Regions from separate parts of the Mus musculus genome. Here regions 2 and 3 are each linked to region 1. Evidence: chromatin loops called from intact Hi-C (ENCODE). Cell type or tissue: heart. All regions are shown on one strand. Each heading gives the region's core, and the rest is flanking DNA. Links, peaks and the distances in the headings are about the cores only. Region 1 overlaps Dcp1b (decapping mRNA 1B). Region 2 has its middle 20 kb from the start of Cacna1c. Region 3 has its middle 31 kb from the start of Dcp1b.

Region 1 (10,722 bases), core at 1,658-9,657:
GACCCTGCATGTTCATTTTACTGATGGACACATAACTTTCCATAGAAAATACTACTTATTTACAAATGAAGAAAATGCCAAAGAAAACCACCCCGCGGAACAGCTCACAGCACATGGAGAGAACAATAAGCCACAGAAGCTGAGTTTGCAGAGAGCAGGGCAAAACTGTTTCTCACTCTCTTCATATGCTAAGCAGTGACAGGGTCTGGGGGTGGGGTGGGGTGGGGTGGGGTGGGGGTGGGGTCGTGTGAGGATGACAGCTGAGAACCACTTCCTGCTAGTGTTGATTCACACATTTAGAAATACGAGCCACAGTGCCAGCTCCTAGGACACGATTGGCCTTTTAATACTTACTTTTTCATTAGTTTTGCAATTCTCTGGCACTCTTCCTTATCATAAAACCAAATTCCATAAATGGACACTGGGGAAAAACACATCAACAAGCCGTAAGCATCCTCAAAGCACACAATGGAAGGGAACCCCCTTTCCGTCTTACAGGAAAATCCGCAATAATCAGTCACAGTGAATTCATTCGAGTGATTATTAAATAGATGAAAGCAGTCATTGGAGTCAGAGCCAGGGCTACATGAGACCCCGTGCCAAAAGGAAAAGCATGTGCTGTTAGAAGCGCTGCTGAGCGGCCTACACCCTGAAGCCTGCTTCCCTGCCTCTACCCAACAGGCAGTTGGTGAGCGCTTCATAACCAAGCGGCTACAGATTGAAAATGAGATCAGGATGCTAAACTTCTTGGCTTTGAGACGTCATTGTTTCTATGTTCCATTTGCACATCTCACAAACACATTTCATCTTTATTCTTAAATATTCAGAACCTGATGCTCATCTCATGCCTGGAACCCTCCTTCCCTCTCCCTCTCCAAGGAACACGGTAACTGAAAAACTGGCTATGAGTTATTAGGATAGGAAACTAGAAAAATATAATTTTAATAATCAATTTCACTTTAAAATGTCTGTACAGAAAATTTACAAATGTTGGAAGGTTAGGTGTGACGATGGTGTAACCATTTAGCAAGGAACGGAAAAAATACCGTTGTGGTTGATTTTAACCATTTTCCAAGTAAGCTGTCTATTAAATTTAGTGTGTACCCAGCTCTATCAGATCTATAGTACGGGTTAAGACAGTTGCAGGATACATTTGTGAGTATCTAGTTTAGGGCCTGGTCACATATGCAAATAATCACATAAATAACACATGAACTGCATGAGCACTAAACAAAACTTCATTCAAAACAACAGCAATATTATGACGGAGCAATGAAAATTAGCAAAAGGCATTTGAAAGGAAAACACCAAATTAGACCTTCAAAGCAGGGAGCTGTTGTGCATGAAGACAGCTCTGACAGGCTCACAACATCTTTTTCTCCTCACGCGTCTCACCAAGGCGCAGGATAGGACTAAGGGATAGCCAAATGTACAGGACATGTCTTTTCAATGCTATTTTAAGCAGGTATCAAAAAGAAACTTTATGAATCCAAACCAACAACTTGCCAAAAGTCATCACTGAGACTTTAAAACTTCATTTTGTACCCATCAAGTGCACGCAGAATCTTTATTTTTTAATGCTCCTCGCCTCTGGTTCACCTCTCCAGCCCCTGCATGCAGAACCATGGTCTCAGACACCTACACATGAAGAGTGCAAAGGGAGATGACGGTCCAAGCTTTCTCAACTTGGTGACTCTCTCAGAGAGAAATACACACATCCATCCTAGGGGCTCTGACAAACCTAAGGAAAATGAGAACATCAATGTCCTCAAACCGGTGTGCTGTGAGCGCTGTGCTTGCACACCAACAGAACCTTTGCATCCCGACTTACTGTGTGTGGGATCTAGGATCTCAGGGCATTTCCCACTTGCTTCCCCACAGGCTCCTGGCCTCTGTTCTTGTAAGGTCAGGCTGGATTGCCAGCACTCAGCCCTGCGAAGAATCTAAGTGTGGCTGAGTTGTTTTTTTGTTTGTTTGTTTGTTTTTTTTTTTGGATTTGTTTTGTCTTAGTCACAATAGGTGCTCTGGACGATTCGACCACAGTGAAAACTTTCCTTCTTTGGAGACTTAGTTTTCCAAAATGGCAGGTCAAGAACCTATAGTGCAACCAGACACTGAAGCCCAGCGGCAGACACCACTGGGTGTCTTACCAGGAAACTACACTAACAAGCATTTGGGTGTCATTCTTCCTCCTGTGTGACATCGGACATAAGGAACTCGAGTTCTGTAAGGGCCGGATGCCAAGGAGCTGTTGGCACGAACAAGCGCCTTTTGACATCTTCATTATCATGAGATGCTGACACACAGGTTCAGGGCAGAAAAACAAGAGAAAACTCTCAAGTGTTAAAGCAGAATGAAGAAACACGGGTTTGCCATTGTTATTTAGAACCTCATGGAGATTTATCTATGAGGCAATATGGTTTTTAACATTCACACGGGATCATCTGAAACAGCTCTTTTTATCTAGTTAATATTTAGCTTGAACATAAGGCTTAAATAGGCAGGGAGAGGGACAGCGAAAGCACACAGTTCCCAGCATTCCTGGCTACTAAAAGGAGCACCAAGATAGAGGACTGGGCCTGCACTTTCTCTCCTTAAAATAGTTTTGTAGATCAGCAGCACCGTGAATCCACGGAAGTACACATTCCAGCTCGAGTCGTCTGTGTCGTGGGCCCAGGCCCCCACCTTGACCAGGCCTATCACCCTTCCACACAAGAGGCTGTGCCAGACAGCCTGTGCTGATATACAAAGACCAGAGCTCATCAAGCCTTCAGGAGGTGACGAACTGACAGGCTGACAGAAGCCATTTGGTTCACATTTCCATCCAAGGGCTCCACTGGGGAAGGGCTTGTCTCCGCATAGGTCTGACCACAGCAGCAAAGTCAGAATGATGATGCAGCAGAGAAGAACCAAGAAAGGAGGAGTGCTTTCAGAATTCCAAATCTGAAAGCAGAAGCTCGGATTCACAGCTGAGTGACAGGGCCACATGAGACTTTACAGCCTTCAAATGTGGTCACAGAGATCGTTTGTGAGTTTTTAGAAAGTACAAGGAAAAATTACAAGTGGGATACTTGTTCAGTTGTGAAGTCAGTTGTTGGTACCCAACTGGAAGCCACAATGATTCGGGCCTTTGTTCAGCCATCCACACCCCCATACCAGCCACTCTCCAGTCACTCGTCTGAGGAAACAGAGAGGAAGTTCAAGGGCAAGGTGGTACATGAAGCTCAACTCAACTGTTTCTACATTTCTCCTGGAGGTAAGAAACCCAAAGAGGAGTGGAGAAAAAGACAAGTGAGGTGAGAGCTACCCTACAAAGTAGGGTCCTAGAAGGTTCCCTGATACACGCTCTGGCATGGTGATGCAAGCCCGTGTGTTTAATCCGAACTTCTCGTTGCATGGTTGTAATGTTCTGGCACTGTCCTTTCCATGATGCCATGTTTGGACCATTCTCCATAGAACAGCCTTTCCATGGTGACATATCTGTCTTCTGTTGTTCTTTCAACTCCTTAAGAAAGACCAGGGGAGCAGTATTTCCATATTCAATTCCGTATCTAGGGTTTGTGAGCATCTACAGGTGAGTGTGAGCGAGCTGACTGCTAGGGAATGGCAGCAAGTCTTCTTCAGTTTCTTCCGTGGGAAACCTGACAGCCAATCAAGTTGACACTTGATTGAAATGGGCCAAGTAAGTGGTCATCAGAGGCAGGACCAATGTCACTTAAATGCACCTCTGACTTCCATTGGTAGAGTGCAAAAGTTCATTTTGGATGAATTGTCACAGGACCCCTCCCTCAATCCTGTTTATGCTCCTAATAAATGTTTCTATTTAATATGACCTTAGAGATACTTACCATTTGTTCCCTAGTTTTATGCCAAGGATTTTTCAACTTGAAACTATTTAATAAGGACTTGGGCCGAAATTTTAAAAGAAAGTGTAACCTATCCATACAGTTAGCAAGTCGTATGTAAATGTGTTAATGAATGAAGAGAGCACGTTAAGTGGGAACTCTGGCTTGATTATGCTTTCTCTCCTGGAGGCACCCTGATTTTCCCTCCTTCCTTCCATCTATCCTTCCTTCTCTCCCTCCATTCTTTCCTTCTTTCCCTTCTTCACCTGCTGCTGTCTAAGGGTCTAGCCATCAGCTTGCCTTTGGAAACACTCCTCTTGTCACTAGGAACCTGGCTGACATCAGCTCTGCAACCTGGATGGGTATTTGAGGAGGACTCAAAAAAATTAAATCTCTTCAGACCCCACTTACATTCTGGTCTTTCTCTCTCTCTGTTTTTGTTTGTATGAGACAGGGTTTCTCTGTGTAGCCCTGGCTGTCCTGTCTCTGTAGACCAAGCTGGCCTCAAACTCAAAAATCTGCCTGCCTCTGCCTCCCAAGTGCTGGGACTAAAGCGTGCGGCACCACTGCCCAGCCCTGGTCTTTCTCAAATGAGTGATATAATGATCTCTAACCCGGCTGTATAATTGCTGTAAACATCTATCTGGTGGGCTTTGCTCAAACCCAGTAGTGTTTAATTTACTGTCCCGTTTACCCAGTTCAAGTGGCTGCGTGTCTGAGCAAGCTGAGGCTGCCTAGAGACGGGTGGCACACACATCCATGGCAGCCACACTTCTCAAAGACCTAATCTGCATTACAGGAGACAGACAACCTTGAAGGAGCTGCAGCCACTAGGTGTGTGGGGCTCTGTGGCCACATAAGGCTCCATGACTGAAGTCAGTCAAAGCACCCCCCGATTTTACCGATTTTCTCTAAACTATGCTCCGGCACAGCCCTCTAAATTAGAGACACAACGTCTCAGAACACCTTTCACATGGTTTGACTTGACTTCTAAGCTTGGCTATTAGGGACTGGAATCAGTCTGTGTTTGGGCTTGCTTTGATTTGTACCACGTGTTGTTTATTTGTGTATACGTGCGTGGAGGTCAGAGGGTAGCCAGCAGGGTCAGCTCTCTCCTTCAACAGTGTATACTCAGGGGATTGAACTCAGGTCAGCAGCCTCGGCAACAAGTGCCAGCCCTTTTGCTCAGAGACAGGGCTCTGTGACGTAGCCTGCGCCGCGCTGCTTTTTACTGGGTGGCTGTGCTGCCCTTGAGTCTGACTTTGTGGATTACCTGGGATTTGTATTTTTTTAGGCCAGGGTTTTCAGAATAAAGAATGTAAGGGAGTTTAAGGGAGGTAGGAAAGGAGGGAAGGAGGAAGGGAGAGAGGGAGGGAGAGAGGAAGGGAAGGAGGCAGAGAGGCCGGCCAAGAGGCTTGTATAAGCTGTGGTGTTTACAGCAGGAGCCCCTAGAGTTGCACCTGAGGGCTCTGTCCTGGCTCCATAGATGGGAAACCACGGCTGTGGCGGGTGGCTGGCTGGCCTGTGTCAGCCCCATCCGTCTGCCCATGTGGAATGCCTGGACTGGACGCTGCTTCCTTTGGTGTGCTCTTCGATGCCTTTAAAGTAATGTTCTTTCATTCACCTTCCGCTCTGGCTTTCCTGACCAAACACGGACACGTCTTGTAAAACAGCCTTTTCACGGCCTCAGAACAGCTCTCCGGAGTTGTTATCTCTGTCTCTGGGTCTGGTTCTTTTCATATGACATAGTTTTACTGCAACTCACAAATCAGCAGTCCTGATCCCATGATCTTCGGACACTGGAAGGTTCACAGCAGACGAGAAGCGGTTGCTATTTAACGGCAACTAACACTACTGAGCATGGCAGCCAACAGCAGAAACCCTGACTAGTGAAAACAAACTCCCCATTCCAAACAAATGAACCATCTCAGAGAGTTGAGGCCATTAAAGCTGAATAGTTACAAACCTTATACCCAATGCGTTATGTTCAGTTGAGTTAGCATGCATTTTCAACCATCCATAAGAACCCATGACTTTAAAAGTAAAAGATGTTTTAATTTTTAGAGTTTCATTTATAACCAGGGTTACATGTGCCATGAGACTTCCTCACTCAGAATCTCTGCCCCCCTCAATGGGGGATGACACCTCAAGGGCAGCGGAGTCGTCAGCAAACACTGACCACCTCCTTGTACTTCTCTCAGGGGGAAGTTACTTTGAGAAGTGCAGCAGCATAAAGAAATGCCCAAAGAAATGAAGATGCGGGGAAAACCGTAGATTAACTGCAATAGAAATAGAACGGTTTACTCTTCCTTGCTGACCACGTAAGGCTGTCTCCATTTTATTCATAATTTTGCTGATAATTTTCAAGCTCTGAGCCACGAATATCAAGTGGATTCCCTAACCCATCCATTCCCTATGGCTCCTATTCATCCCTGACAACCTAACCGTCACTGCTCCCAGGATAAACTGTCAATGGTTTTCTTTGCACCCAGTCTTTTTGTGTATCTTTATGCTAAAATAAAAGTCCTGCTTATGCATTTCCACATCTGTTCCCTGGGTCAGACCACAAGCTCCTGGAGGGCTTCGACAATGCAGTGCAGTGAGCTGCGTGTGCAGTCACTCAGCAAATGTCTGCCGAGTTAAACTGGCCAAAGACTTTAGTCAACCGATAACCCTTACCATGGCTAATATCCGTTCCGGCTTAATTAACCATCATGGACCAGATAGGCTGGAGTCCGCTGCCAAGTGATCTGCTCTACCAGCCAGTAGGCAGCTGTTCCTCAGAAGGCCCTGCAGTCTTCTAACTGTGCTGAGAGGTGACTCTGCTTCAAGCACTTCACTTCTCAGGTATAGGTCACAGTGACAGGACCTTGCCGTTCGATGTGCGTTTCCAGAGACGACAGTTCTATTGACGTGGCACTGGGCCGATGCACACGTACTGACTTTACGTGTGTTACGAGTACAACTGTCGTGCTTCCTGACGACTTCTCCTCCTGGCAACTGAGAGACGAAGCACATACTTCTCTTCCTTACAGATGAACAGTAGGCCTTGATATAGCAAACAACACTACACTGGCATGCTAGTCATGTGCTGTAACAGTAACCCTGAGCTCACACCCACCCAAGTCATCTTAATTATTCCCACACCACTCTGAAATGCTATTATTACAAATGAGAATCAGCAAAGGGAAATAAGTCTTACCTCATAATTAGAGTTTGTGATGCTTAAAGCTGAAACATAAAACAATATTCCTACAGGTCAAAAATTGTTCTCCTCAAAACAAAAATCCCAAAGGCACACACTTCCTCATATCTGAGTTGCATGATCTGATGAGGTGTTTGATGATAACAGGGCAGCTTTGCTGAAACAGTTGAACTAGAAACTACCTGATTACTGGACCACTTCTAAGGCTTGACACAGAGGCTATGTAGCCAGGAAGAAGAAGAGTGAATCAGAGGCTCTGTACCTCTGTCATTCTGACCTTTATCTACCGTGGACACCGGAGACACCGGAGATACCGAATGTCCCAAAGCCCTTTATGTTGAAACCAATTAGGTCATGCTTCAGGTCTGTCCTGCGATGAGGACTGGGATTGTGGACGCAATGACTCGTGGGCACTTTGTTTTCTTTCTCCTGAGCACTTAAGACTGTAGAACAAACACAAGATTCCTTCTGCAATCAGTTAACCTTGATTCCAGAACACGATTACTTGAAATTATCTTGTGATTCCTGAACAAAAATAAGCAATATAAAAATAGAATGCAAAATGTACACCACCACTCTGAAGCCATGCTGCCCACTCTCTGAATGCCGAGGCAGGGAGACTGAAGGATGCTTCTCCCACAAAGCACGGAGCAGAGTGTTTGGGAAGACAGTTTTTCTCTGCCAAGATTTAGGCTTTTATCATATCAAATTTGGCTCTCTAAAACAAAATATAAAATATTGTACAACCACAAGCCACAAACGCAGCATATGAATCAAAAGAGCATCCTATGTGAATGCTTACTTCCTTGTATGCCAAGAACCACACATCTGCATGGCTGAGGGGAGCAAAGTGGCTTCACCTGACAGAGGTTACTCCACAGTAGCTGGGGGTTAGCTGTGACGGATGATTTCGGCTCATGGATTCTTTCTTACCCAAGCATCCCATATTATTCCATGAGTGAGCATGTGTATACATGAGTATACACACACACGTAACCTAGCCATTAAATTCTGTAAGTTCCCCCTACCCCCCAATGAGTCCCCCTAACAGTCTACAGTGGAAGTGCAGAGTCCTTAGGCTGGGTGTCTGGATAAGCAGTGTGGCTTGCTCAGGTGGTGTGGGGTGCAGATAGGAACCTGTTTCCGGAGCTATCAGATGTTTTAACTCAATGTATAGAAACCAAAATTATGACATCCAGTACTCAAAAAATGAAATATTGCCTTACTTGACATCTTCTGGAGTTTTCTGTAATTGACAGAATGCCAGTTTTTACATAAATCGTATCCTTTAGAGTTTAGATCCTTTCAGCATGAGCAGAGTCCTGACTGAATGAGCGGTGACTCTGGATGTAAGGTCCAAGTGACAGGTTCATCCCTTAAGTCAAAGGAGGCGTGCAATCCTTTGTCACTTACTAAAGGCTATCAGCTTTGTGCACAGGGCCATAGGAAGTGGCTGCCTCTCCCTGAAATGGAAATGGTGGCTTAAAGACACAACTGAGATTCTCTGACCAAATCATGAGTTTTGATTTAAGGGAACTTCTTTTATTAAGAAGTTCACCACAGTCCTTGAAGGTTACCAAGGGCGGCAATCACACACACCACATGCAGTAAGAGCCTGGATTTGTAAGGTTCCTATTCTTACCAAACACAAAATGTCAAGGTCTTTGTCTCCTGCTCTACATTATTTGTGCTTTGGCTGAGTTTCCCATGAGCATCTTATATTACTAGAGAGATCTGGAAGAGATAAGCATGCTATTCTTATTCTTGCAAATATCAAGTTTCTGTCTAAAACACTTTCAAGGTTTGATGCAAGGACTTCCAGCCGTCTCATTACTTTAAAGGTGTGTGTTGGCCTTAGATGGCTTCAGAGCTCTCTACAGCATCTCTAGAAGTTAAGTCTGTAAAATGGTGTGCACAGATATTCTGAGGGTGAAACATGACACATGATACCTGGTACATGGAAGAGGGGGAGGAGGATGGTGGGAGGGAGGGAGAGGTAAATAGCAGTCAGATTCTATGGCCCAAAAAGGGCTACAAATTATTACTCGAGATGGCTGGAGAGAAGAGCATTTGTTGCTCTTACAGGAAGAGGTTCAGTTCCCAGCACCCACATGGTGGTTCACAACTACCTGCAGTACAAGTTCCAAGAGGATCCAATACCTTTTGCTGACCTGTATGGGCACCAGGAATGTACATGGTACACATGAATGCAGGCAAGCTATTCATACACATTAAAATAAATACATCTAAAAACTAAAAATTTACCATTTGAGAATATCAACATAGCAGCAAATATCCTAAGATGGAAAATGTGAGCACAGCTGTCTTGGTGGTGCCAAGGCTCGCATTCCCTTTGTAGTGTTTCCCTAAGCCTGCCTGTTGACCTTTCAGCTGCTTTTACTTATTTTTATTTTTTAAGATAGGGTCTCTCTGTGTAGTCTTGCTTGTCCTAGAACTCCCTCTGTAGACCAGGCTGGCTTCAGTCTCCCAAGTGCTGGGATTGAAGGTGTGTGCTGCCACCACCCACCACCCGGCTTGGGCTAGAGGTAACAAATCTCACGGCTTCAGAACCTGCTGAGCTGCAAGGCTTTTATTCCTGTAAACGTATTGAAATCCAGAAGGCTTAAGAAGCCTAATTCCCATTGCAGATGCAGAGGCAGGTGGACCTCTGTGAGTTTGAGGCCAGCATGGCCTACACAACAACAATCAGGGCTACACAGGGAAACCCTGTCTCAAAAACCAAACCAAATCCGTGAGGGGACCACACAGTTCAGCCTTGCTCAGTGCTCTATATTAGTGTAGGAGGCAAGGTTGTCTCTTTGACACGAAGTGAGGAATATGAAGAATTTCTGAAAGCTGGGCAACCCTGTGGCCATTATAGAGCAATCACTCCATGCGGAATATCTTCAAAGCTTTGTCTAAAGCACATTGAAGATTAGAACACCAGACAAAATCATTAGGCCTATCTCACACTCACACCCACCCACCCACACATCCCAATTCTGCAATGGATACAAATGATTTGGGAATTACTTTAAGTCTGCGTGTCTATTTCTTATCTGGATCCACTTGTTTTCCAGGCCCATGTAGAATCACAGAACGCAATTAAAATATAAGATACAGTCTCTGTTCACAAGAGACTTGAAATTGATTACTGATGCCTACAAAGCAACTTACTGATTTATGGTATGATAACGGCAGAGCAAAGGTCTCATAGAGACCGTTAGAGAGTGAGCAACGCTTCTTCCAAGTTATGCCCAACCTTTACTGTAAACTTGACTTTCTTACTGCTGATTGTGTGTGTGTGTGTTACACAATTTAGCTAAAGCTCTGGGATAAATTAAAGTATATTCTTTGTAATAGCCATCAAGAAAATACTTAAAATTACAGAAAATTGCATCTCTGCTAGAAATTAACTATTTAAAAAGTGAATTTTGGACAAAAAAAGGCAAAGAGTCAATGAAGATGATAAGGAAGACATGGGTCTCACCTGCTCTTCCTAACCCTAGCATATAACTCACATTACTGGGCAATTAATGCAAAAAGTTCACCAGGGGCCTGGGGTGAGTGCTTGTCCACCATGCCCAAGGCCCCGAGGTTCATGGGAGAGGGTAAGAGGAGCGGAGGAAGAAGGGAGCAAGGGGCAAGGGAGGAAGGGAGCAGAGGGAGGGA
Region 2 (10,722 bases), core at 1,267-9,266, 65 kb after region 1:
GTGTGTGTGTGTGTGTGTGTGTGTGTGTGTTTAAATTATTCTTACTCTCATAAACCAAACACTTCATGGATAATTTTGCCAACAGCATACTTCTAAGCCACACTTATCAGACGTGCTGACCTTCTGACCCTCATTGGGAAGGTATGATTCCTGGTTTCCCCACATGTGGCCTGCCGGGGCTACAGTTGGCTTACATACAGAGCCTGGGTCCCAGCTCTGTGGCTCTAGTGGAAGGTGTCTGTCTTGCTGGTGGGTTTATTTGTGCTCATCTTTCTAGAGTCCAGGCATAGGCCCCAGAAGGGCAGAGTTGCATAGAAGGGTCAGGACCTCAACCAGGCACCTGATGACCAAAGATATGTGGTCATCATCCGCAGTGCTGAAGGGCTGACCGATGCGGTGGGGACAGACTTGCACTAGGGTAACCTCACTGAGGCAGAAGGAATCAAGCAGGTAGAGACCAGGGGAAGGCAATGGAAGCTGGAGAGCCAGCAACAGAATGGGGACTCTAAAACCACATTAGGTCATAAGACAAAGGTCTGCTGTATCCTCTCTTCCTGGATTTTATATTTTTTTCTTTGTGTTTGAGGGAATCTAAGCTCCCCAGATACAGCCCAGTCTGAGGAAGGACAACAGTGGCCCTAGACCTTCCCAGAGCGTACCCAATGAGAGTTGCTCCCGAGATATTGTTTGTGAGCTGTGACAAAAGGACACAGAGGCCTGCTGTTCATCTGTCCACGACCATCTCTGAGTTTCCTTAGCCAGAAATACCATGAAAATGCTCCCAACAATGGGATGTCTAATTTCCTCCAGAGAAGACTGCCTTATGACCCGTATTATAGCCTAGGGAGTCCAGAGGCATTTACGACTGAGATGGCGGCCTGGTTCTGATAGTGGATTAGTAGATTTCAGTATACAGAAAGAAGTATGTGGATGCTAGTTTTGGAGTAAATAGCTCGCTAGCTTCTTCTGAAGACTTTTGATTTCCAAGTTTTTGTAAAGAGTTCTCCAGATTCCGCAGAGTCTTTTTCAAGATGCTTGGAGAATCCCGGCTTCTGCAGGAACAGCTGTTTTACAGGAGTGAGAGAGCAGCAGGAGCTGTTTCTGCTCAACCCACCTATGAACATGTGATGATCATCTGTGCCATCTCTCCATATAGGGACAAAAATGTAGTATACTCTGTATGCGTGTGTGTGTGTGTGTGTCTGGGGGGGGGATGTATGCAATGTGTGGGGTAAATCATACACATATAGGCTTGTGTAGTATGTGTGTGTTTTGCATCCAGTATTTGTGTGTGATGTGTGCATGTGTTATCTTTACGTGCATATGGAATGTGTGGCATGTAATGTGTATGTGTGTGGTATGCATGTTGTATTATGTGGTGGTATGTGTGTTCCATGTACATTAAGTGGAGTGAGTAGGTTGTATGAATACTTAACATGTAAGGTATATGGTGTGTGCATATGTGGCATGTGTGTGGTGTAGTATGCGTGTGTCCTCATGTGTATCTATGTGTGACTTGGAACGAATGATGTGACCATATGCTCCCACTTGAAACTCCTCAAGCTACCAAGCCAAGCAGGGCTGACCCAGGTGACCTTGGTAGGAACTGCCAGCTTGGATCACAAAACTATTCTGGGTGCAACCTGGGGAAAACTCTTCAATCCTAAACACCCTCCACCTCTGCTTACATTAGTTCCCTTTTAGATTTTACACACGTGCACACAACAGTATGGTATGTCAGCCTCAGTGCCAAAGACGCGCACTTGCCTGAGCAGTAATTTCCCTGCCACCCACTGCTTTCTGAGTGACCCAGGGAGTCTGGCATAGCCAGCCTGGAGGCTCATCTGCATGCTTTAAGATGAGCATGTTAAGAACGGCCTCTTTTGCTCTTAACAAAAAGATTTGAGGATGAAATTAGCATCTGCTTTTGCTTCCATCGCCTCTCACTGTCACTGGAGTTGGAGCGAGGACAGTTGATGTTTCAGAATGAATGACAGGTGTAAAAGCTGGCTGGAAGCAGCAATGTTGTCAGGAGACTGTGTTTGTGGGTGTCCAGACGTGAATTAAACCAATCCATTACACTTGTTTGGTGTTCACTGGGGCTGCAATATTTTTTATGCAGAACCCGAGACACAGTTCAGTAGTGTTTATTAGCGACCTTGTCGCGTCCTCTGAGTTATGGACGAATGGCTCAGAACACGGGGGCCCAGTGTAAATAGCTGTGCCACAGTTTCTCCCTGGTCCGTATCCCTGAGGTGATGCTGCCATCTCGGGCCTGGATTTTGAAGTAGACAATGTGAATGTGGCTTTTCATATCAGCAATATTTATAGAATTCAGTCGGATTGAACAATTTCTAAAGCCCCTGTGTTGGAAATACAAGTCAGGAAGGGAGTATCTCTCATTCTACAAAGTACACCCACAAGGGCTTAGATCTCTTTGGGGTGCATTTTGGTGAATAAGGAAGGTTTACCAGCCTGGTCAGCTGATTCTCTTTTCTTCCTATTTTTTTATTTTTTATTTTGTGTGTGTGTGTGCATGTGTTCATGAGTGTAATGTATGTACATACGTGTGTATTAAGATACATGTGTATATGAAGGTCAGAGGTTGGCATTAGGTTTCTTCCTGGATTGCTCTCCACTGTATTTTTGAGACAGGGCCCCCTGATGAACCTGGAAGATTACTGACTGGCTGGACTGGCTGCACAGCGATCTCAGGGGATGCTCCCATTTCTGCGTCCTGGTGCTAAACTTACAGACCCAAACCCAGCTTCTGTGTGGGTGTTTAGGGATCTAACTCAAGGTGCTCATGCCGCTGCTGCAGGCACGTTGCCAACAGAGCCATTTCCCCAGCCTCGTCAAGCTGGGTTGAAGCTTCAGGTGTGGGTGGTAGCGTTTCTGAAAACTCCACGGCCCTGGTCAGGAGTACTCGTCTGGTATGGTAATGTGCCCACACTCTCTTTTGAGGGAGTCTTGCTACCTGGTGTGGTTGGGTCCCCAGTCCTCCACTGAGAGGATCCTGAGGGATGTGTGAGCAGGGCCTCCCAAGCTCAGCCTGTTTCCAGCTGTATTCTTGTTGCATGGATGATGGTGCAGGGACAGGCTTCTCGATCTGCCTAAACCCACATATCCTGTAAGTGACAAAGTTAAGGTTCACATCAAAGGCTATGTATGTCCCTGCTGTGTCTCCCTGGTATCTGGCAGAGAAGGAACACTTCCTGTGTGTTATGCTTGAGAGCCAATGAAAACCACAGGAAAAACTTGAAAGGAGCCGACAATCGTGGGCTGCTGTCAACATCTAAAGGTGGAAAGGCCAGGCCTGGGGACAAGATGAGGACAGCAGAGAAAGCTGATATAGTATATTATAGTACACTGTATCGTATAGTACATATGCATACTGTAATGCTCCTCTATTTTTTCATTCCTTCAGGGTAAACCCCCAAACACATAAGCACAGTGGGGTCAGTATGGTTTGCTGGGCCAGCTTCTGATTAGTTGGGAAATAGCATTTCCTAGTTTTATTCAAGTCCATAGTCTTGCACTCACCCATTCATCTACCCACTTATCAACAAATATTTCCCAAGTGCTTCCCATGAGTCAGTTTCTGGACATGCAGTGTTTGACGACTGTCCCTGTCCTCAAAGAATCCACGGCTGCTGCTAGGACATAGCACGGTGGTAGAGTGCTTGTCCCGCATGAACCAGACCCTCGATTCCACCCTGAGTGTTGGGCCTGGGGAGGAAGCTTTGACGGTCAAAGCAGAGAGCCACGTAGTCAGGAGTTTTAAATTCCATGTATAAAAATTTGCAAGGTATAGAATGTGGACAACTTCATCCAACTTGATGGCAAAGGAGATTTAGGAACATGCAAAGGAGCATGGAGGGGTCTTCCTAGTGGCTGAAGCTAGAGATCATCATGCTAAGGGAAACAGGCCAGACTCAGACAAGTATCATGTTTGTCATACGCTAAAATACATATTTAAATGCACACATATACATATACATATGAACACATGCATACGACAGGAAAGTACAATGGACTCTGAGGAGGAATTTTGAGAACTGTGAGGGGTGAGGAAAGGGCCCAAGAGAGAGGGTAGGAAGGGGAAGAGGGATATTTTAGATTTAGAGAGGCCGTGAAAGTGAAGGGATGCTGATTCCAGTTGGAAGAACTGGAGGAGAGACAGAGGACTGAGGGCGAATATGGGCAGGGTACAGTGATGTATGTGAATGAAAATGTCATTATGGAACTCATAATCCTGTGTGCTACCTAGGAGAGGAAGCATGGTCCTCTTGGTGGGTGCTCCCCCTGCTGGTGGATGGAGACCTACTTACCCCAGGGGGCAGAGTTTTCCTCTGCCCAGTCTAGGATGCTAGTGGCTGTCCCTTGTTGCTCTAGTGTCCAGCTTTAAAGTCCCGAGAATGAGCTGTCTCTCTGAAATTTTCACTTGGCCGGAGATATTCTGAATTTAAAAAATAGACGGGGGAAGCTGTTTTTTTGACTCCTACTTCGTGCTAAGCTTTGCCATTGAACACTGAAGCAAGATATGGTGTGCCTATGTTTAGTAGAGTCCTTTAATCTGCCTACAATAGCTGCTGTCTGTTGTCACATGCTAGGGGGTTGGGAAGCAAAGTGTTACAAAAGGTCCCTGGCCGGTGAGAAATAGACATTTACATTCAATTCCTTTCCCTCTACCAGAAGGTCCAGCGCAGAGTCTCCCATTGCAGGTACCTTCCCATCTCAGCCAGAGAGGGCTCTGTGGCCTCCTCCTGCCTTCTCCCCAGAATGGACTCAGATGAGCCCTAGTGGGGACGCAACCAGATTTAACCTGGGATCCCCATAGCATATGCATCTACACCCAGGTGTGATTATAGAAGCCAGAACATGGCAGGTGAGCGAATTGGCTCCTTGTTTTCCTACCTCCCAAGGCAGGCCCGTACTTAAATCATCTCAGGCAGATGGTTAACTGTCCTATTTTAACAGGTCTCCAGGGAGGAAGGTTTCAAAATTCCCTATGGCTGTCTGTTCTAGTATTTAATCATCTTTATTGCCAGCGAGTTCTCCATCCCCATTCTAAATCTCCTTGGCTGTGATTTAAGCCTTTTTTCCCTCTTGGGGTGGGGAACGCTATGGCTTTAGGGGAGGAGGCAGACTCTGTTTTTAATTTGGCTGTCTCAGGAGTCATTTATTTGAACATCCGTTGGAGTTTGTTTTCTTTGTTGGTAAACAGGATGGAGTTAGGATGGTTCTCAAGGGCTCTTCTAGCTCCCAAAGCTCCAAGTTCTCAATTTAAAGTGCTGCCCTGTGGTTGTCTGCAGCCAACCACGCTGTGGCAGGAACAGTGCTGGGCTATGTAGAAAGCTCGTGCAATGACGCGCAGTCCTGGTTCGCAACGCCTCTCACCTGTGGAGACAATGGAGCTGCATGGGAGAGCTGACAGCGAGGGACAGGGCGCTCTACTCCAGGCCTTTCAGAAGTCCCATTGCAGTTAGCTGGTTGGTAGGATAAGAATGGCATGTTTTAAAGGTGCTGCCCTGCCTCCAGCTCTATAGGACATATGAATAGCTAGTTAGGTTTTGCTCCTCTCTTCCTCTGGACCTTTGAAGAACAAATACTGGAGGAGAGTGATGCCACCAATCATTATCAGGCAATCCTTTGTTGTCCCGTCTGCTCCAAGGAAGAGATGTCCCTAGAAGCATTATGTGGCCTACAGACAGCAGGGATTAGTACAGCATGACCCCAGGTGTTGTTGGGTGGCAGTCATGCTAGGGAAAGGCTCTCACAGGAAGCAAGAGGGTGCTCAAGGCAGTTAACCCCTTTCCTGCTAGTTCTAAAAAATTCTGGTATGTGTGTCCTGAGGGCTTGCAGCACACAGCATTTGTAGCTTTGTTTATGGGCAGGGCACTTGTTTATCCTGGGCAAAGTTCTATCAGCTGAAGGGCCAAGAGCCCTGGGCCGTGCTGTAGGCAGGAGCAGATACAGGTCTGCCAATGACCCATCCTATCATGAGATGTGGTTATCTGTCAGTTGTGGTATAGTCTTACCTCCTCAAGCTCCTTAAAGGGAGAGAGGAGAAAGACCTTCTTGTTGAGTAGGCTGGCGAGGAATGTTAATCTCTTGCACACGGCAACATAGGGCAGTAGAATTCTAGTGCCCGAGCCTGCTGTCACTGACAGAAATTCGCGTGGTATTTCAGAGTTAGCTGGAGGTTAGAGTACCTCTGACCCAACCCAGTCTTGAAATTGTTCAAAAGCATGGCATTGGGTTACAGCAAGATGGCCTAGGTCCTCTGGACGTGTAATGGGGGAGAACATTGATTCCAGTGCAGACGTGGCTCTCCTGAGACGGGGGCGGGATTCTCGGCTTTGCGTAGGGATGGAACTGCTTCTGACCAGGATGCCAGCAGAGACGGATCTCTTTAGCGCCTGATTATGCTCCACTAGATCCATAGCACAGAGCTGGGAGATGCTATTGTTGAAGTCTGTGTTGTTTCTAAACATGTAGTTTTTCTTGTCTCCAGGACTAAGTGTCTGGCAGAACGGTTTTTTTTTATTTATTTTTGCTTTACTGAAAATATTTTTTTCATATAAAACATTGTAATTATGACTTTCCTTCCCTGAACTCTTCCCAGTTTCTCCCCATCTCCCCTCCCATCAAGATCTACATTCTTTTTCTGACAGAAAAATTCATAATTTCAGAGGATTCAGAACAGATAGGCTTGGTTCCTCGTGGTGCATCACCAATAGCAGCAGGTCTGTGTGGTGGAGGCTACTGTTCACTTTAAAATTGCATTTTAAAAGTGTGTGTGTGTGTGGGGGGGGTTGTAAGTCAGAGAGTAATCTAGATGACTTAGTTCCCTTCTTCTACCATGTGAGTCCTAAGGACAGAGTTCATGACCTCAGGCTTGGTAGCAAGTACCTTTACCTACTGAGCCACAGCGCTAGCCCTGTTATTCTCTTCTTGAGAGATGGGAAACAAAGAGAAGGATAGCAGAAGGGCACAGGAAGATCCATGATCCCCAAGGAAAGGCCTCTGGTAACGCCCTTCCTCCACCTTGTCCCTTTACCTACCTCCTTGTAATGGTGGCTTTCGAGAAGCAATGCATTGGCTAGGCAATTCAGAGTTCTTATGATCTACTAGTCCCTAGAAACTCAACATGGACACACCTAGAGGTATGCTTCCCTCATTCCCAGACATTTCTTTTTAAATATTATTTTTCTTTATTCTTGAATACTTCATGTATGTATGCAATAAGACATAAGCATATCCACCTACCATTGTTTTCACTTTCAACATTGTCCTCCCCCAAGCTGTCATATTTTTACTATAACCCACTAAGTCTAATTAGTGCTGCGTATATGTGTATGGATATTGGCATCTACTGGAGCATGAAAAACTTACCAGTGATGTACATTAAAATAGAAAACTATAGGAATGATTCTCCCTCCTCCGGCAAGTATCAATTGCCAATAACTCTTCAACAAGGGGTGAGGCCTAGAGAGCACCTCCTCCATCTATGCCGGAATTTTTGCTGTCTCGATCTGGTGTAGGTCGAATGATGGCAATCCCAGCTCGTGTGGATTCCTGAGTGCAGTAGCCCTGTCAACACTAGAAGTTTACACTTCACAGCATTCTTTCCACCACCTGGATCTTTCTTTCTGTCTCCTCTCCCAGCGTATTCTTTATACCATGATGATGGTGGGGAAGAGGGGTTGAGAAAGGTGTCTCACTTAAGACTGAGCACTCCATCTTGGCTCTTGGATCAGCTACACATCTCAGCATTGACTGTTGACTTCAGGACCAAGGCTATGCTGCTTACATCCTCATTTGTAGGGTCTGTCCCCTGTGGTACAGTTGATGCACTAAGGGCCACACCATTAAAGAAAACTGATTCTCCCTCCCTAGAAGCTATCAACCACCAATAGCTCCTCAGATAGAAGTGTGAGGGTGTCATGAGCCTATTCCCTCTCTGTGATGGAGTTTTTACTGGCTTGATCTTGTATGGGTCTTGTGCAGGCAACCACAGCTGCTACGAGCCCATCAGTCTTGTCGTATCCTGAAGACACCATTTTACTCTGGTTCTTGCCAGCCTCTGGCTCTTATAATCTTTCTATCACCGTCTCCTGTAATGGTCCCTGAACTTTGGGGGTGTTGTGATATAGACGTCCAACTTATAGCAGATCATTTCACAGACACTTATTCTCTGCATTGAGTGTCTGCTATGCATTGCAAAGAGATACTTCTTTCATGAGGTCCACGACCTGCCTTCATGTATGAGTATAGAGATATAAATTTAGAGGGCAGTTTGATACAAGGTCTGTTTAGCAAAATGATAGCAGTTGGTCCTTCCATGGAGCCTATGAGCTCCCCAAACAATGGGTTCTTGGCCAGATTTACAGTCCTAGGTATGCATTTCCTTCTGTGGTAGGTGGGCCTTAAGTCCAATCAGAAAGCAGTTGGTTACTACCTACTTAACATTCATGCTACTACTGCACCTATGGCATATTGCGTTACACCTGGTAGGTCAAATTGTTCATGACTGCCTTTCCCCCTACCCCCCCCCCAACAGTTAGTACAATGAAAGTTAACTATTTTAGATTAAGATTTCTGGTCATTACCAACTTGATTTCTCCATGTTCTGTGATAAAGTGTGTGGTATCATCAGTAATTGAATCTTACAATTGAGTTCTTTTGGGCAACAAAAAGCAATAGCAATATCCCGTATTGCCTTTGGAGCCTCCAGGACATTCCTTACTAACATTTGAGTAGGGTGTATCTATCCCACACCTAGCACTGAGTTTTTTATTCGTTAACCTCTGGGTTTTAAGAGGAACATTATCCTCTGTGTAGCGTATCCCCATATAAACTAGTAAGTTCCATATAGACTTTGCAAATATCTTTAGTGTTAACAACCCTTTCTCCTAGCTCTTCCTCCAACCCCTTTCCACTCAACCCTCCCTCATCCTTGAGGGGACCATTACTATTCAGAGTTATTACTGAAAGATGAATATTGATTCCTGTCATTTTATTGATTTTGTGGCATTAGTTATCCCAGTATTGTTTATTTATCTCTGTGACAGCTTTGTTCTAATTATCCTCGTCTCCTGATGAAACTATGCTTCTACTACCTTCCATGGATCTGGCTTACTGGCCATGAATTCTCTTAGTCTGTTTTTATCATGGAACATTTTTATTTCTCTTTCTATTTTAACAGATAGTTGTGCTGGCTATAATAGTCTGGTTTGGCAGTTGTGGCCTTTCAGGGCTTGGAATATATCTTTCGAGACCCATATAGTTTTAGAAGTTTCTGTCCAAACAAACAAACAAACAAACAAAACAAACAAAAAAACCCCCAACCAATCAGGTGTTAGTTACTCTAGTGGTTTGCCTTTAGAGGTGATGAGACCATTCTCTATTGCAGTCTTCAATTTTCATTCTTTAGCTTGCATTTTTGGTGTTTTAACTATAATTTGTTGTGGAGAATTTTCTCTCCTGGTCCTCTGATTTTGGTATTCTTCATGCTTCTTGTATCTGGATAATCTCTCTCTCTCTTTTTTTTAATTAGGTTTGAGAAATTTTCTTCTAGGATTTATTGAAAATATATTCTATGCCCCTGGTGTGGCAGTCTTCTTCTTCTCTTCTTCTTCTTCTTCTGTGCCTATAACTTGAAGATCTGATCTTTTCATGGTGTCTCAGAGCTGATGTCATACACTTTTTACTAATTGCTCTAACTTGTGTTCTAGCCATGTTACCCTTTTCCCACATGGTCCGTTTTCCTGGCGCAGCTTACCACTGAGCCCGTGGTTTTGTTTGTGGAGCACAGCATCTCTCCCAGTGCATTTCAGGTCAGGTTCCCCTCAGCGGTTCTCTCTTCATGTTTGGACTGATGTCCCCATTTCATCCAGCTCTTGGTCTTTGTGCTCTTGCTGTGAGCTCACATCTTTACATTGTTTGAACATAATTATAATTATGGTTTTTAAAATTTTTATCTGGAAGTTCTTCCAATTTGCTCTCATTAAGGGCCATTTCTCTGGGATTGATAATTTTGGGGAAGGACATGTTATCTTGGATTTTCTTTTTTTTTTTGTTTCTATGCTAAGACTTGTACATCTGAACCTAGTTGTCAGTTGAGTCCCCTTCCTTCATTTCTTTCCTTTCCTTTCCTTTCCTTTCCTTTCCTTTCCTTTCCTTTCCTTTCCTTTCATATTTTTTATTTTTATTTTTAAGTTCAAGTATCTTTTCTTCTTTGAGTGGAGGCATTTACAATGTTCAGGAGAAGGCTAAGCTGTAGTGGAGTTGTGAGTTAGTTTTTTCTGTGGCGTTGATATTTAGGGCAAGAGGTATGTCTTTGGCCTTCATCTGAGGGTCAGATACTACTCTGGGTCAGCACTGGTCTCTTGTCTGCAGCTTCACTGAGCACTGGGAATTGAGGAACTCCCTGTGTTTGTAGGTTTTACTCAGGGTCAGATCAGTCTCCTTCCTCGGTCTATAGCTTCCACTGCTCCTGTGTGAGCTTATGAGCTTAAATTTCAGTGAGACTATACTAACACACTAGAACACAGAATCATCCTTATAGGTAGATTGCACACGCACATGTGTGTGTGCGCACGTGTGCATATGCATGTGCATGTATATAATATGTATGTATGTATGTGATATATATGTGTGCATATGTGTGTGCATGTGTATGTATGTATGTGTGCATATGGGTGTGCATGCATGTAT
Region 3 (10,722 bases), core at 1,031-9,030, 49 kb after region 1:
TTTATGGTGTCCCAAAGCTCTTTCATGTCTGTTCATATTTAAAAAAAATAAATGACCATTCTGATTCAATTCCTCTGCTTTGCATCCACCTCAGATACTGTTCTCACACTATCTATTCCATTCATGAAGTTTTCTACTGAGAGTTTTGTTTAGATTTACTGAGTTTTTCATTTAGAGTTTCATTTCAGTTTGGTTTTCTTTACTAGTGCTGTCTCTTTATTGGATTCTACTTTCACATCTTTGATTCACTTCCTCATTTATTCAGCTTTTTGTTTTTGTTATTCTTTTGAGGTATATTCATATCTTCCTCAAGTTATTTGAATGTAGTTATAATAATTTTTATGAATTTGGTCTAGAGTTTCTTTCAGATCATTTTCATTGAGGTCCATGACTATAGGATTAGACATTTTTGAAGGGGCTAGGTTGTTGTGGCTTTTTATGCTATTTTTTTTCCTATGCTAGGACTTGACTATCATGAGTAGTTGAGTGTGTTTTTTTCCGTTATCCTTTCTTCCATTCTCTTTTTTCTTTTCTTTTCTTTCTTTCTTTCTTTCTTTCTTTCTTTCTTTCTTTCTTTCTTTCTTCCTTCCTTCCTTCCTTCCTTCCTTCCTTCCTTCCTTCCTTCCTTTCTTTCTTTCTTTCTTTCTTTCTTTCTTTCTTTCTTTCTCTTTCTCCCTTTCTCTCTTTCTTTCTTCCTTTACTGTAGTTATATATAATATTCAGGAGGAAAAGTGGTAAGAGGGTTGAAACATTGTTTTTCTTTATAAGATCGATATTTGAGGGATGTGAGTCCTATACTTAGTCTCCTTTTAATAATCAACTACTATTTGTGATAATAGTCACTAGTCACAGGATGGTACAGCACTCATTTGTCCTGTTCTCTGCCGCCAGATGACTTTTCCACCTACATATACTACCTTGAAAAGGCTCTGATCAACTGAAGTTTAGGAGTATAAGATTCCTGAAAGTCATGTTTAGAGTTGGAAGGCCTAGGGAGTAATGCTATATGTTTATAGTTCTCAAAACCTAGTTTAATAAGGGTACATAAATGTTTTAACCTCTCTCCTAGTCCACCACCCACCAGAGGTAGTGGAAAGGAAAGGTTAGTATAGGAAAGGAAGATGTTGGCTCTTTTAGAATTAGTTCTTTGGAGCTAATCCAATCTGCACTGTCAAGATATCAGCAGTTCAGTGCACACAAATCAGTAGCAGTATCTAGATCCACTCGCAAACACCATTCAGAAATCAGCAAAGGCAATTCAATCCAGAAGAAATCTTGAGACTGTCAATTGGCCCAAGTCCGAGGAAGCAGCAAGAAGCCAATGGAACACTGCCAGAAGTTCTTTGATTCATTTCTCTGTATGAAGTCATGACAATGATCAGCAAAGAGTGGCAAGGTGAACCAATACCACAGTGTCATCTACTGCCTGTTGGGTTATATTTATACCCTTTCCAAACATCTTGGGTTCTCTCAAGCATCCACTCTAGCAAAATATCACATGCCCTTTGCCCAGGCAACTTCCAGAAAAAACACCATGTGTCTGTTCTCAGCAAAACATCCTCTCATAAGAAAATTTCCAGCAAAACATGACACAGTGAGTCTCAAAAAAAAAAAAAAAAAAAACAAAAACAAAAACAAAAACAAGCAAAAAAAAAACCTCAGAAATTTCCACTTCAGGTTACTTTAGCAGAATGAGGAATGAGTCCCCAAGGAATTAAAAACCTTGTGGGATGGTGTCTTAGTTAGGGTTTTACTGCTGTGAACAGACACCATGACCAAGGCAACTCTTAAATGGACAACATTTAATTGGGGCTGGCTTACAAGTTCAGAGGTTCAGCCTATTATCATCAAGGCAGGAACATGGCAGCATATAGGCAGGCATGGTGCAGGAAGAGCTGAGAGTTCTACATCTTCATCTGAAGGCTGCTAGCAGAATTCTGACTCCCAGGCAGCTAGGGTGAGGGTCTTAAAGCCACAGTGACAAACCTACTCCAACAGGGCCACACCCTCTAATAGTGCCACTCCCTGGGCCAAGCATGTACAAACCATCACAGATAGGAAGGAGTAAAACCAAACTCATGGTGCAGTAAGATGGGATATCAGAAGATCTGGGCAGCCTATGGTATAGAAAGGAGTGGACCCTAGCTGGTGGCATAGGGGCATGTGATTGGCAGATCAGGGGCGTGAAATCATGGAGATGCTTCCTGACCTATGGAGTGGGAAGGGGAAGGTCCTATCTGGACATAAGGGGATACAAAATGCCAAGAATCCAGATGGGTTGGTGGTACAGAAAAGTAAGACTCTGGAGAAACTGATCAAGAAGTCTAGTGACCTTGGGGCATAAGAAACCAGGTAGCCAGGCAACCTAAGAAAGCTGGTTTTTACATTTATTATGTATTTATGTGTGTAGGAGGATGTAACACACACAGCACAGCATGTGAGTGGAGATCAGAAGGTAGCTTTCAGAAACTGGTCCTCTCTCTCCCTCATATGGACTCCATGAATCTAACTCAGTGTTGGTAACCAGGATTAGTGGTAAAAGCCTTTACCCATTAAGTGTTCTCACTGGCCCAAGCTTGCTGCCCTTGTATCTATCCTTGCTATTACTTGATCTCATAATGCTAGTGCGTTCATCAGTGAGCGTGGAAGACATTTGCAGCAACACAGGATTATTTAACCAACTATAGATACAAAAGATATAAGTACTTCCGAGAACAGAGATGATGCTAAGATGCAGTGAAATAGCAAGTGATGAAATTTTGAGTAGTTCTATCTTATATTCCTAAAGTAAATCAATTGATTTTAAGTTGGTATAATTTCGTTTTTGTTCTGGCTCACAGAAGTTCTGAAAATTTAAGTGTTCTCTCACAAGCTAGTATAAGCTGGTGCCAGTATATCACTGCTAAGAGAAGGAAGCTGGGATAAAGTTGAAGGATAATACCCTGTATAGCACCAAGCATAGGCATTGCACACATCAGTGGCTGATGTTATAGACATTGTTTCTATATTGAGCATGATTTAACTGATTAGAGAAGAAAATAGTTTAGTTGGACTGATTGGCAGACAATTGAACTTACTATATGGTAAATATGACTTTTAAAATATAGCATTAAAATTTATGCTGAAATAGAACTATCTTAGTAAAAACAATGGAGATTTCCTCTCAACATAATGTTTGGGTATGCTAGTTATTTGTCTTGTTGCTGCAAAGACAAAACCCACAAGACAAGCGGTGAAAGGAAGGAAGGATTTACTCTGGCTTACAGTTACAGGGGATATATTTCGCCAAGATGGGGAAGGCATGGCCTCAGGAGTGATAGAGCATCTGATCACATCGTGTCTCCAGTGAGGGTGCAGAAAATGAACAGGAAGTGGATCAGGATATAAAATGACAAGGCCCGCCCCCAATGACCTACTTCTGGGGGTGGGAATCAGAAGCCAAACTGGGTGATTCTCTAGTCACTGTGTGTGTGTCTTCCAAGGCCCTGGGTGGTATGGAATGGAATGGTGGGCACAGGAAAGGGAAAAACAGAGGCCATGCCAGCTGGAGGTCAGAGAAATTCACTTGGTTTTCTCACAGGCTAGTATATAGTACTCATGATGTGCTAAATATTATTTGATAGGAAATATGTACCTTAAGTGTGTTTATCATTTACCATATAATGACATCTCTAAGATGTAAATGGTAGGGTGGTTTTAAGTTTCTTTTTCTTTAAAAAAATCTTTAAAATAGTTTTCTTTGTTGTGCGGGTATGACGTGTATGAATGCAGGTCTTTGTGTGCTTTGGCTTGTATGCAGAGATCAAAGGACAACCTGGGTTGTCAGTCCTCACCTCCCACTGTTTGAAAGTCTCTTTGTATTTTAGGTTCTGTTTTCCAGGCCAGCTGGTCTGTGAGGCTCCAGGATTCTCTGTCTCTACATCTCACCTCACCATAGGATGGTGGGTATTACAGGTACATCAGACCGTGTGGATCCCGGGTATCTAAGCTCAGGCCCTCACATTTCAGAGCGAGCACTTTCCCCTCACAGAGCCACCTTCCAGCCCACATTTGTTTGCCCCGTACTCCTTACACTTTGCAGAGAGAAGACACACTTTTGCAAGGTTCTCTTCCTGTTGTTTACCAAGAAGCATCGTGATGCAAACGCGGAGGGCAAGCTTCACAATAGTTTTGGACACAATATAAAGGGAGTAGGATTTTTTTCAGGGCTCTCCCAATTACCCCCCCCCAAACACACACTAAAAGACAAACAAAATACAAGACTAGAAACCCACCAGCGAATGTCCTTAGAATAACCTCATAAATCAGTCCCTGACATTATCCAGATCTTTCAGCTGCTACACCAGTGAAACCCAGAGAGATTAAACACCCAGGGTCACGAGCCACAGGGGCTGCCACAGGTGCCAGGGTTGTCTGTCTCTGCACGACACCGCAGTGCGAGTTCCTTCCTTAATGAATCTGCTAAGCAGACTAGGTTTCCTGAGGTGAGGATGAGAGAAGGAGGTTTGAGCACCAGGCACAGGTGGACTGCACAGGGTGTGACAGAAGAAAACCTCGGGCTTCCTGAGCCTGGCTCTATGCTTGGCTGTAGTGGAGTGGTGGAGCAGGAAAGGAGGGAAGACAGAAGGCTGATTTGGTGGAGGGCCATGGAAGGAATAAAATTAGTCACTGTAGCTACAGAATAGAAGCCCTGAAACTACACAGAATCTATAGAGTCTCAGGGTGGGAAAAAACTTGAGAGCCATCTGCCTAATACATAAATTTGCTCTGCATATTGACAAGGTGGTGGCTCAGCCTCCTTGGATGCCCTTGCAAATGGAGAACTCATTAGCTTCTTTCCGCAGATGGCACAACAGAAAAGTCTTCCCCATGTGGAACCTCAATTTGCCAACTAGTAATTTCTACTCTGGCCACGAGTGAGTTCTTGGGTCATACACAAGCTTTTTGCAGAGCAGTCCCTTGGACCAGATCACCTATGGAGACCTTGTTTAGTGGTCACCGACAGGCTTCCGGGGCATTTCTTTATCCACTCTAGCTACTATAGCAGCCGGTAAGGCTGATTTTTATGTGCTTCATGTCAGTGGCTTTGTGTAAATCTATTTTTCAATATTGATGATTGAAACGAAGGCAAGTAGTGCTAAGACCCAGCTACGTGCACAGGCCCTGCTTTTTCTACTTAAAAAAAAAAGGTAGAATTTTAGTTAATGGGAAGATTTTAAAACATGAAAAGACCAGACTGACCCTGAACCCACTCTGTAGCCCAGATAGACCTTAAAGAATGTGATTCTCCTGCCCCAGCTTCCGCTGCTGAGATTCTATGCCTGTGCCACCCAGCGCAACTTGTATACATTTTCTATGTCATCATTTCTGTACCACAGTTGTGCCAGATGAGGATCAGAGTGCTTCTATGCCTTGCTCAGGGTCACTTGGAGACTTTGCATGTGTAGCAGTCTGGACTTGTGTACAGGCAGGTTCACCTTTTGGCTCTTTTGTGCTGCTACAATATAATTGTCGGTAGGTACAAGACTAGGTACCTACTAGGTAGTTTACAAAGAATATAAATTTATTCTTACAGTCCTGGGAGCCAAAGAAAATCCAACTTTATGGTGCCATAGGCTGGGGTAGGTACAGTAGGTGCATCACATCTCAGAAGGTACTAAGACAAGAGAGTGCAAAGCTACTCTACATCGATTCTCACTGTGACCTTAGTCCACCAGGGGGTGTCACTTTCAAGACCTAAGCGCTCCACGGGCACATTTGGAGGATTAACTTTCCAATGCATCAATTTTTGGGAACACATTCAGCTCATAGCGAGTACCTAAAAATAAAACATCCATTTTACCTAGCATAAAAAGAGGATGCTCTGGAAGGTAGGGACTACCCTGTGCTTGTAGCTTGTATAGTCCCCTCTAAGAAGGGCTTCACATTGGGTTCACACCCTGATACCCAAGTCTGGAAATGCTTAGTATAGTTTGAACAAGGAGTCTTAAAGTTTCATTTTGTACCGAGACTCAAAATGATTACCTGTTCTTGGTCTACTGTGGAAAAGAAGGAAGAAAGCGATCAGGCTGATGAATAGCCCCTCTTTTGGCAGTGCACTGCATCTAGTGTTCTGCAGGTTAATGTATGTCTGAGTCATCTTTCAAACCCACACCTCATTCAGTGGCTCCTACTTCTACCACCGAGGAAATCCTGGGATGGGAGCTGCAGGGTTAGATCACGGCGCAGCAAGTCTTTCCTTCCCTGTATCCTCAGTTCCATGCTGGGGACAGGCTCAGTTCTGGCAACAAGACTTTCATGTTTTTTTCTTTTTCTTTTCTTTTTTTTTGGTCACTTTCTAGTTCTTTAACACCACGTCTCCTGTAAAATGAAATGTATGGACACAGAATAGAAATTAGAGTTTAAGATCTTCTCAGGAGGGATCTCTACCTGCTGAGGGAGCAATTCCTCATGGCTTCTCTCTCTCTCTCTCTCTCTTCTACTTTCCTCACTTGCCCCTCCTCTCTCTTCCTTCCTCTCCTCCCTCCCTCATTCCTCTTCTCTTCTTTTTTTCCTTCTTTTCTTCCTCTCCCTCACTCTCCCCCTCCTCTCCTTCCTCTCTCTGTCTCTTTGACTCTGTCTCTGCCTGCCTGTCTGTCTCTTTGTCTATGTCTGTTTCTGTGTCTGTGTCTCTGTCTCTCCCCTTCCTCTCTCCTCTCCCCCCCCCTCTGACTCTGTCTGTCTCTCTTTGTCTCTTTCTCGCTCTGTAGGGTACCCTGCTTCTAGGCATCCCTGTAGACTCAGTTTGGTCAGTGTACACTGCCCAAGGCTGACAAGGCACACATCCACCCAGCCCTTCTTTACAAGCCCAGTCCTTGTCACTACTACTGCTGGCTCGGTGTCACCTTGATTACAGATTCTGTCACAGTGTCAGGTGGGTATTTGGGAGAGAGAGAGAGCACTGGGATGGGGCAGGAAACATGGGTTTCTACCCTGGTTGATCTTTCCAGAGTGGATGAAGAGGTCAGAGTAGGCAACAGCCAAGGCCTTTTCTTGGTACCCAGCACAGAAGTTTGCGAGGCTTTGTGGCAGGGACTGGAGAGATGCTGAGTTCATGTTTCCTTCTCTTGGCTCAAAGGAAACAGACTCAATCAATCAGGGTGTATTTGTTGAGGTCTTTTAATTGACTACATTGTGAGCACTATGTCGGAGTGATAAGTGGCCTATCCAGGCACCAGGAGGCTCATTGTGAGGAAAGTGCACGTGGCTGATCTCCCAACCTTCACTTATCCATGGAGCCATCTCTGTCCAGGCATTATCCTATCCACAACATCCTTAGAAGAGGGATACAGACTCAGCTGCTGTAATACTGGACTGACTAGTCAGCTCTTTGTTGCTATCAACAACAACTGCCTGAGATAATCAGTCGAGAACACTGGACTCACCATTTTGAGGTTGTAGTTTGTGTTCAATTGATCGAATATTAATTGATCCCATTGCTTTGTGGCATCACATAGTGGCTGGAGTATGTGGTAGAACATGCTCTCGTGGTAAGAAAGTGAAGAGGAAGAGGCTAGGGTGCCATCAGTGCTTTCAAGGTCATATCCCCAGCGTCCTGAAAATGCCTCCTTGTTCTCTTAAAGCATCTAGCATTGCCCAAAAGGGTTATGCTGAGTATTCCATATCCAAATCATACCTTCTAACCTATATTCCCTGCATGCTTTTTTTTTTGTTCTGTGGCTGTATCAAAAAGAGGGAGATCTACTTTGATAGGAATAATTAGTCCTTATTTAAATTCAGAAAGGAAAACGGACCATCAACCACATAGAAACCTGTTCCACGGCTCTATGTTTCTTGCACCATCTGGAGAAGCTGATTTAAGAGGTACCTCAGCAAAGCTGAGGCAGTGCCAGCTGATCTCCTGTCCCATCCCAAGCCAACATCAGGTCAGCAAGTGTGTTAGTTAGGGTTCTCCAGAGGAACAGACTGTCTGTCTGTCTGTCTGTCTGTCTGTCTGTCTCTGTGTTTATTAGATTGGCTTACATAATTAAAAGCTGGATAATACAATACAGATACCTCGCATGCTGGGGAGCCAAAGAATCTGTTAGCTTCTCAATCTAAGAAACTAGAGGGCTGGTGAGATGGCTCAGTGGGTTAGAGCACCCGACTGCTCTTCCGAAGGTCCAGAGTTCAAATCCCAGCAACCACATGGTGGCTCACAACCATCCGTAACGAGATCTGACTCCCTCTTCTGGAGTGTCTGAAGACAGCTACAATGTACTTACATATAACAAATAAATAAATCTTAAAAAAAAAAAAAAGAAACTAGAAGCTCCAAACAAGGGAGGCCAAAGATGCAGTCCTGGTCTGAGGCTAATAGCCCAAGAGCTCCCTGAATAGTTGATAGCATCATCTGTGTGATGCTAGCTTTGTAGACATGAAGAACACAAGAGTTACAGGGTCATGGAGGGTTCTACTTAGAATGTCTGGGGGTGGGGTGGGGTGTCTAAAAATGTGTGGCAGGGTTAGAATTCTTGCAGACAGCCCCCAAGAGAGCAGATGTGTGAAGCTATGAGGATGGGGCCTAAGTTAGAGTTGAAAACTGTGGTGTTTTTAGGGAAAATGACCCCCATGGTATTTGACACTTGGTCCCCAGTTGATAGTGCTGTTCAGATGCTATTGGATGTTTAGGACATGGAGCCTGGCTAGAAGAAGTACATCTCCAGGAGCCAGATTTGGGCGTTTATAGCCTTCCCCAGTCCTAGTATGCTCTCCACTTTTTGGCCTCAGTTGCAGATGTTATCTGTCAGCTTCCTGCTCTGGCAATCTGCTTTCAAGCCTCCCCTCCTGTTATGGACTCTCCCTCTGGAGCCATAAGCCAAATCATAATACTATTTATTCCATAAACTGCTTTTGGTCATGGTGTTTTATCGAAGCAACTAGAAGTAACTGCGGGGGATTAGAGATGCTGAGAGCAAGGTGTATGACCTGAGGAAGACTGTAACTGCTGAGCAGGAGTAAGGCATGTGGGCTGCAAGTGGCAAGGCCACACAGGGTGGAGGTCACCTAGTCCTTTGGTGCCGGTACAAGGCCAGCTTGGTGGAGCTACAGGGTTTACTGATTGCCCTGCTGGGTTTGGGTCTTGAGTTGGTCTAATCTTTCCTTACTATTTTCCTATTCATCTCTTTTGGTGTGGCAATGTTTCTTTGGTGTCATTGACTTGGCAGTATATGAATTGTTTTGTGGTTTTTCTTTTTTAAAAAAGAGATTCATAGCTAAGAGTTTGCTCTGAGCCTCAAGACGTTTTGGATTTGGATATTTGAACACGACGAAAACTGCCAAGACTTCTGGAGATGGAAGTTGTACACTTATGCTTGTATTTATAATGGTCACGTCATGCAAAATTGTGACTTAGTCGTTGTCTTTACTTGGGGGATGACGTACGATATAAGGAGTTGTGTTGAGGTGTTGAGTTGCCAAAGGGCAGATTTATGAAGGTTGACCTTGACTGCCAACTTCACTGAACTGAGAAGTTTAGGCAATTAGTAAAACACACCTGGGGGGGGGGAGTACCTTCGAGGGTGTTTCCAGAGAGGATTAACTGGGGGATTGGGGTGGGAAGACTAGTATTAAATGTAGGAGGTACCATCCCATAGGCAGGGTCTCCCATGAAGCTTAAGGAAGAAGCGTGGGAGGCCAGGTGTTCTGTCTCTGGTTCCTGACCATCACGTAGTGACCAGCCCCCTCTGTGCATGCGTTTGCTTCTGTGATGCTCAGCCTCACCTTAGGGCCAAAGTGACAGGGCTAGAGGACCACGGGCTAACGCCTCTGAGACCCTCCACTAGAATAAATGTTCCTTCCTCTTAACTTGTCTCCTCAGGTGCTTGCCCCAGTAACCAAGAGTTTGACCAATACAGCAAGTGGCACAGATGCTGTGCCTGTGAATATGGGGACAATGGTCCCGTGTTCCCTGCCATCTGCAGGATGGAGCAGTAGAGCTTCTTGTTGGAACCAGTCAGCTATTAGTCTCCCAAAATGCTTCTGTTTTGCTTTCTGCCTCCAGAGCTCCAAGTGTTGAGCTATGTTGCTTTCCTTTGTTTTTATCTTTCTGGAATGCTGTTCCAGCTTGTGACGTATGACTCGGATGCTTTTCGGACTCTCACCACCCCAATCAAAGCTTGGCTGCAAACATTCCCGAAACGTGATGCCTCCTGCTGACGCCTTATCTCTATTGCCCAACACTCAGCTTTGCGTTTGTCTTGTTCAGGCTATAAATGTCTGACTATTTGACCTGTGCCTTTATCAGTCACCTTTGCTGTGTGAGGCACAGTCCTGTGCACAGAGCACACTTTCACTTTCTGGCCAGGAGAAAGGAGAAGATGCAGACAAGGGAAACAGTAGGGAAGAAACATGTTTTTCTCATGGTTGAAGATGCACAGTCCTTCCCAGGGCTAAATCAACTGCTTTAGGGGAGGTAGGGAGACCTCACAGAGGGTCTGGCTTTTTGTTGGCCTATAAGACACAGATGGTGGGGACAGTTGCTGGCTGCAGATGAATGCAGGGTAACCATCCAATAGTCTGGCAAAGGAGGGGGATGGTGGAGTATCAGTGTTGATGTTGGGAAGGGGAGATGAAAGAAGAAGGTGAACGGGTGAGACTAGAAAGTGGGTAGAGCTTCGGATTGCCCTCTGGGTGACAGGGAGCTTGCAGGGTCTTTCAAGAGGTCCCCTATTGTTTTAGGAG

The links. A loop is a pair of places that touch in the nucleus more often than their neighbours do. Peaks named below come from ENCODE experiments on the same cell type or tissue, not always from the same donor. Only the 100,000 strongest peaks of a DNase experiment are listed, where the experiment ranks them.
Region 2: it touches region 1 in a loop (2.2-fold over the local background); 3 of 42 quality-filtered maps call a loop at or near these places.
Region 3: it touches region 1 in a loop (2.0-fold over the local background); 3 of 42 quality-filtered maps call a loop at or near these places.

What each region holds. Positions count from the first base shown.
Region 1 is chr6:119,188,627-119,199,348 of GRCm38, reverse strand. It overlaps Dcp1b (decapping mRNA 1B), which reads right to left. Exons shown (of 9, transcript NM_001033379.3): 4 at 355-421. It also overlaps a transcript of Cacna1c not described here. Among named protein-coding and RNA genes, the nearest start is that of Dcp1b, 19 kb to the right of the region's middle. In heart, for the core only: no CTCF peak of the experiment used is centred there; DNase peaks (open chromatin) are centred at 2,718, 4,548 and 5,528; H3K4me3 peaks cover 4,760 bases; H3K27ac peaks cover 5,708 bases; H3K27me3 peaks cover 723 bases.
Region 2 is chr6:119,123,424-119,134,145 of GRCm38, reverse strand. It overlaps a transcript of Cacna1c not described here. Among named protein-coding and RNA genes, the nearest start is that of Cacna1c, 20 kb to the right of the region's middle. In heart, for the core only: a CTCF peak has its summit at 4,308 (motif pointing left); a DNase peak (open chromatin) is centred at 1,645; H3K27ac peaks cover 750 bases.
Region 3 is chr6:119,139,182-119,149,903 of GRCm38, reverse strand. It overlaps a transcript of Cacna1c not described here. Among named protein-coding and RNA genes, the nearest start is that of Dcp1b, 31 kb to the left of the region's middle. In heart, for the core only: a CTCF peak has its summit at 5,725 (motif pointing right); no DNase peak of the experiment used is centred there.